Linked DNA regions of Homo sapiens: region 1 is linked to region 2. A link is an interaction called in ENCODE POLR2A ChIA-PET data of the cell type or tissue named here. Cell type or tissue: CD4-positive, alpha-beta T cell. All regions are shown on one strand. Each heading gives the region's core, and the rest is flanking DNA. Links, peaks and the distances in the headings are about the cores only.

The links. Peaks named below come from ENCODE experiments on the same cell type or tissue, not always from the same donor. Only the 100,000 strongest peaks of a DNase experiment are listed, where the experiment ranks them.
Region 1: POLR2A ChIA-PET joins it to region 2 with 6 read pairs; 5 of 35 experiments call an interaction of 5 or more read pairs at or near these places.

The regions. Positions count from the first base shown.
Region 1 is chr11:18,670,895-18,673,810 of GRCh38, reverse strand. No RefSeq gene overlaps it. Among named protein-coding and RNA genes, the nearest start is that of TMEM86A, 26 kb to the left of the region's middle. In CD4-positive, alpha-beta T cell, for the core only: no CTCF peak of the experiment used is centred there; a DNase peak (open chromatin) is centred at 1,430; H3K27ac peaks cover 364 bases.
Region 2 is chr11:18,616,931-18,619,846 of GRCh38, reverse strand. SPTY2D1 (SPT2 chromatin protein domain containing 1) reads left to right here. Exons shown (of 6, transcript NM_194285.3): 2 at 2,858-2,916. Among named protein-coding and RNA genes, the nearest start is that of SPTY2D1, 16 kb to the left of the region's middle. In CD4-positive, alpha-beta T cell, for the core only: no CTCF peak of the experiment used is centred there; a DNase peak (open chromatin) is centred at 1,676; H3K4me3 peaks cover 741 bases; H3K27ac peaks cover 1,221 bases.

The sequences.
Region 1 (2,916 bases), core at 301-2,800, 54 kb before region 2:
GTTATATGTATTATATACTTTATTCTTACAAAGTAAGCTAGAATAAAGAAAATGTTATTAAGAAAATCATAAGGAAGGTAAAATATATATACTATTCATTAAGTGGAAGAGGGTCACCATAAAGGCCTTCATTCTCATCATTCTCACAGTGAGTAGGCTGAGGAGGTAGGGGAAGAGGAGCAGTTGGTGTTGTTGTCTCAAGGATGACAAAGCTAAAGGAGGTGAAAGGGGAAACAAGAGAGGCAGGCACACTTGGTGAAACTTTATGAAAATACGTTGTAATTTGTCTTTTTTGCTTTTTCATTTCTCTAAATTTTTTGTCTATACAATACCAATCCTTCTCCAACCATATGCTTTAGTTTCAGTCTCTGTATCACAGAAAGGTCCATGTCGTAAAAGAAGTCAAAAGCGGCCGGGCGCAGTGGCTCACGCCTGTAATCCCAGCACTTTGGGAGGCTGAGGCAGGTGGATCACCTGAGGTCTGGAGTTTGAGACCAGCCTGGCCAACACGGTGAAACCTCGTCTCTGTTAAAAATACAAACATTAGCCGGGCACGGAGGCTCACGCCTGTAATCCCAGCACTTTGGGAGGCCGAGGCAGGTGGATCACTTGAGGTCAAGAGATTGAGACCATCCTGGCCAACATGGTGAAACCCCATCTCTACCAAAAATACAAAAATGAGCTGGGCATGGTGGCGCATGTCTATTGTCCCAGCTTAGGAGGCTGAGACAGGAGAATGGCTTGAACCCGGGAGGCGGAGGTTGCAGTGAGCCGAGATCGCACCACTGTACTCCAGCCTAGCAACAGAGCGAGACTCCGTCTCAAAAAAAAAAAAAAAAAAATTAGCCAGGCGAGGTGGTACACACCTATAATCCCAGCTACTCTGGAGGCTCAGGCATGAGAATTGCTTGAACCCAGGAGGCGGAGGTTGCAGTGAGCAGAAATTTCGCCACTGCACTGCAGCCCAGGTGACAGAGTGAGACTCTGTCTCAAAAACAAAAACAAAAAAAATAAAAGAAAAAACAGCAGAACAAGAAGAAATTACTTTTTTTTTTTTGAGACAGCGTTTCACTCTTGTCGCCCTGGCTGGAGTGCAGTGGCGTGATCTTGGCTCACTACAACCTCCACCTCCCGGGTTCAAGCAAATCTCCTGCCTCAGCCTCCCAAGTAGCTGGAAATTCAGGCGCCTTCCATCATGCCCAGCTAATTTTTTGTATTTTCAGTAGAGATGGGGTTTCGCCATGTTGGCCAGGCTGGTCTCAAACTCCTGACCTCAGGTGATCCACCCACCTCAGCCCCCCAAAGTGCTGGGATTACAGGCGTGAGCCACCTCGCTCGCCCTAAGAAATCACTTTTTACTGTGATGTATAATTTCCTGGAGAGATTAACTACTCACTTGCTCACTCAGAGATCAGCGTCACACACTGTTTTAAGTGGGTACTCACCATGCTTGAGCTCACCACAACAGCAACAGGAAGTGGCTAGGAAATTATTATAGTAGTATAATATATCCTACTGTTATTGCATACAATTATGATTTAATACTGCATCTTTACATTTACATACGTTTGTCTTGACTTCAAATGGCGCCATGTGCTGTCTATGTGTGTATATGTTTTTATGAACTTTAACTTTTTATAATAGATTTGTGTGTATTTTATGGTAGTAAGTGATAAAATAGACTAATATCTACATGTATTTTATGTATTCATGACATACCTAACTTTTTCTTATTTTTTATATTTATTTCCAGGCTACATGGTTCATCTGTATTTTTATTTTATTTTTATTTTTTTATTTTTATTTTTGAGATGGAGTCTCACTCTGTCACCCAGTCTGGAGTGCAGTGGCGCAATCTTGGCTCACTGCAACCTCTGCCTCCTGGGTTCAAGCAATTCTTCTGCCTCAGCCTCCTAAGTAGCTGAGACTATAGGCATGCGCCACCACACCTGGATAATTTTTGTATTTTTAGTAGAGATGGGGTTTCACCATGTTGGCCAAGCTGGTCTCAAACTCCTAATGCCAGGTGATCCACCCGCCTCGGCCTCCCAAAGTGCTGGCATTACAGGCATGAGCCACCATGCCTGGCTGATCTGTATGTTTAAATAGTCGCAAATCTCAAAAAAATTTTTCAGTGTATTTATGGGGGAAAAATCCCATATATAAGTGGACCTGCACAGTTTAAACTCATGTTGTTCAAGGGTCAACTATATTTTGTTATCGCAGCCAGAGCCTGAGCCAAGTAAGACACCTTCTTTATTCCATTATCTCATAACTCCATTATCCTCAATTCTCACTTTCTTGTCATATAGTAGCATCACCAGGTTACATGGTGACTCACCTTCCAGTGCCCTTGCATTTGCTCCACAAGCTGCCTTAGGTTCCACCTGGCCTCCAACCCCCACACCTCCTACAGATTTGAGCATGCCCTCCTCGGGGCCCTCCAGCCCCCTTTAATCAAGATATGAAAGACAGACAGACACTAATATTTAATAAAACAGTTAAAACTGTAGGCTCTGAGGCCAGAATGTCACAGTTCTATCCTCTGCTAATTCCCTGACTTTAGGCAAGTAATTCAGCCTACCTGTGCTTCAGTTTCCTTATCTGGAAAACAAGGTCATTACATGAGTTAGTCTACCCATAGTACTTGGAACAGTGTCTAGCACATTACAAACATTCAGTAATTGTTACCATAATTAATACCCTGTCTCGGGCACAATGCTAAGTGCTTCATATGTAGTATCTTATGTAATTTTGATGTCAACCCTGTGAAACAGAATTGTCATCTCCTATTACATATAAGCAACATCCCTGGTCACTGTATCATTTTATCTTATTTTATTGTTTTTGTTTGTTTTTTGTTTTGAGACAGGGTCTCACTCTGTTGCCCAGGCAGGAATGCAGTGACACCATCAC
Region 2 (2,916 bases), core at 179-2,678:
ACCTTGCATGGGGCTTTGATTTGTATGGGGCTTTGTAACTCTATGAGCTATATAATGGACAGGGACAGGAAATTTTTGTTTTTTGTTTATTGAGACGGAGTCTTGCTCTGTCACCAGGCTGGAGTGCAGTGGCGCAATTTTGGCTCACTGCAGCCTCCGACTCCCTGGTTCAAGCAATTCTCTTGCCTCATCCTCCCAAGTAGCTGGGCTTACAGGCAGGCACCACCACGCCCAGCTAATTTTTGTATTTTTAGTAGAGATGCAGTTTTACCATGTTGGCCAGGATGGTCTCGATCTCCTGACCTTGTGATCCGCCTGCCTCAGCCTCCCAAAGTTCTGGGATTACAGGTGTAAGTCACTGCACCCAGCCTTTTTTTTTTTTTTTTTTTTAAAGAGATGAGTTCTCACCATGTTGTCCAGGCTGGCGTCTTAACTCCTGGGCTCAAGCTGTCCTCCCGCCTCAGCCTCCTAAAGTGCTAGGATTACAGGCTTGAGCCACTGCGCCTGGCCAGGAAAATCTTAAGTGTTAGTGAAAAAAAATCCACCTTCTTCTGCTTCCAAATCCCTTAATGGGATGGAGTGGAGTGAGTGTGTGCCTCTGCTTATGAGTTTTTTGTATGTCTTCATTTGAATCATATTCATGGTGCCCTTTCCACAATGAAAATGTAAGCTCCTTGTGATTAATACCTATGTTTGTGGTTCTTTTCTTGTAAACAAGGGCAATTTTATATATATCTAGTTAGGTTAGCAGTATTACTTCTCCTTTCTCCTCTCCCTTTCTTTCTCCCTTTTCTCCTTTAAATATTGAGCCCCTATCCACTATGGAAAGAGTCTAAAATTAAATTTACAAAGATATGGACTTTAAAGGATCTCACTATGGCCTAGCCAAGGTGACTGGGAAAGAAATCTGGATGCTGTCTTGGGACTTCTCTCTATTAGGGATATGTCACTTCTCAGCATTGCTATCATGCAAGATTTTCAGGTTGAATTAGAGCCTGCTTCCTTGGCCAGCTGCTTTGTTGGCAGACTAATTTAGTTGAAACTTCCAGCCTGTTTCAAGATACGTCGTATTTGGCAGCCTTATAGTAAGCACATATCTTTTGGTTTTCCTCCAAGAATTTCATACATATTTGGGAATACTTTTTTGGTTCCTAAGTTGTTCCTAAGTTGTCTCAATTTGTTCTTGGACATGTTTCTTTTTCTGCTAGCCACAGCAACAGGTACGTTAGATGAGAATGCATCTGCCTAACAAAACAAAAAAAGGAGGATACTTTAAAAATCTTATTTCCTGGATTTAATGTGGAATGGTCGTAGAGGTGAATCATCCCTGGTCTGAATTTATTTTAGCTCTATGTTCGTCATATTTCTCTCATAATAGGTACTTATAAAGTGGAAATATTTTTCCTTTTATAGTTCAAATTAACATTACTTGAGTTTAGTAATTTCTTGATGCAGTTATATAAAAACTGAGGTCCAGAGACTTCATCTGTGCCAGGATAATGTAAGCTTTTTTTGGGTGTTATAGGAACCTGTCTAAAAAGGAGGTTGTGAGGCAAATTAACATTTAGTGAACATAAGAGCTACAGTTAAAGGTTGCTGGGAATTGGGCCTTTATTGCATAGATTTTTTGAAATGCTTTTTTGCTGTGGTTTGCCCCAGCCTTTGTGTGTGGTCAAAGTAAAACCTCAGTGTTTCCGTGTTCTAAGCAAAATAAAACATGTAGCTATGAGTCTCTACTAGGAAATCATCTGGAGTAGTCAGGAGAGAAAATAGTTGTGAGGAGTAGTTTTTTCTGTTCGTTTGAAAAGTTGGACTTTGAAATGCTTCTTTCTAAGGCAGGCTATTTTTAAACTCAGAATTTTATACATTTACTTACTTACTTACTTACTTATAGATTGATGGATTGAGACGGAGTTTTGCTCTGTTGTCCAGCCTGGAGTGCAGTGGCGCAATCTCGGCTCACTGCAACCTCTGCCTCCTGGGTTCAAGCCATTCTCCTGCCTCAGCCTCCTAAGCAGCTGGGATTACGGATGTGCGCCACCATGCCCGGCTAATTTTTGTATTTTTAGTAGAGACGGAGTTTCACTATGTTGGCCAGGCTGGTTGCTAACTCCTGACCACAGGTAATCCTCCCACCTCAGCCGCCCAAAGTGTTGGGATTATAGGCGTGAGCCACCGCACCTGGCCTAAATCAGATTTTTTTTTTTTTTTTTTTTTTTTTGAGACGGAGTCTTACTTTGTCGCCCGGGCTACAGTGCAGTGGCACAATCTCGGCTCACTGCAACCTCTGCCTCCCGGGTTCAAGCAATTCTTCTGCCTCAGCCTCCTGAGTAGCTGGGATTACAGGCACCCGCCACTACGCCCAGCTAATTTTTTGTGTTTTTAGTAGGAATGGGGTTTCACCATGTTGGCCAGGCTGATCTCGAACTCCAGATCTCATGATTCGCCCGCCTCCGCCTCCCAAAGTGCTGAGATTACAGGCATGAGACCCTGAGCCCAGCCTAAATCAGAATTTTAAAACACAAATAATCGATTCTTCTAAGTGGTGATTTCATTTAGTTACCCAGTCCAGGTTCTTTTTTGGAAAATAGCCTGAAAACAGTGTTTCTGTGAATTGTTCATTTATGCATTATTTTGGGATGTTACATGGAAACTTTGTACCCCAAAATCACCATACGTAATAAATAGTCTGAAATTTTATAGCTAAGCTTTATTATGGGTTATATGATCTCTCAATTATTCAGAATAGGTTTCACAGTTAACATTTATACCTCTTATTACCTGGCACAGTGCCTTATACCTAATAATGTATTTTAAAAGTTGAATTGCTTCTAACTTTTACTGTTTTTGTTTTTAGAAAAGGTATAGTTTGGCAGTGGGGCCTCCAAAAAAAGACCCAAAAGTTAAAGGTGTCCA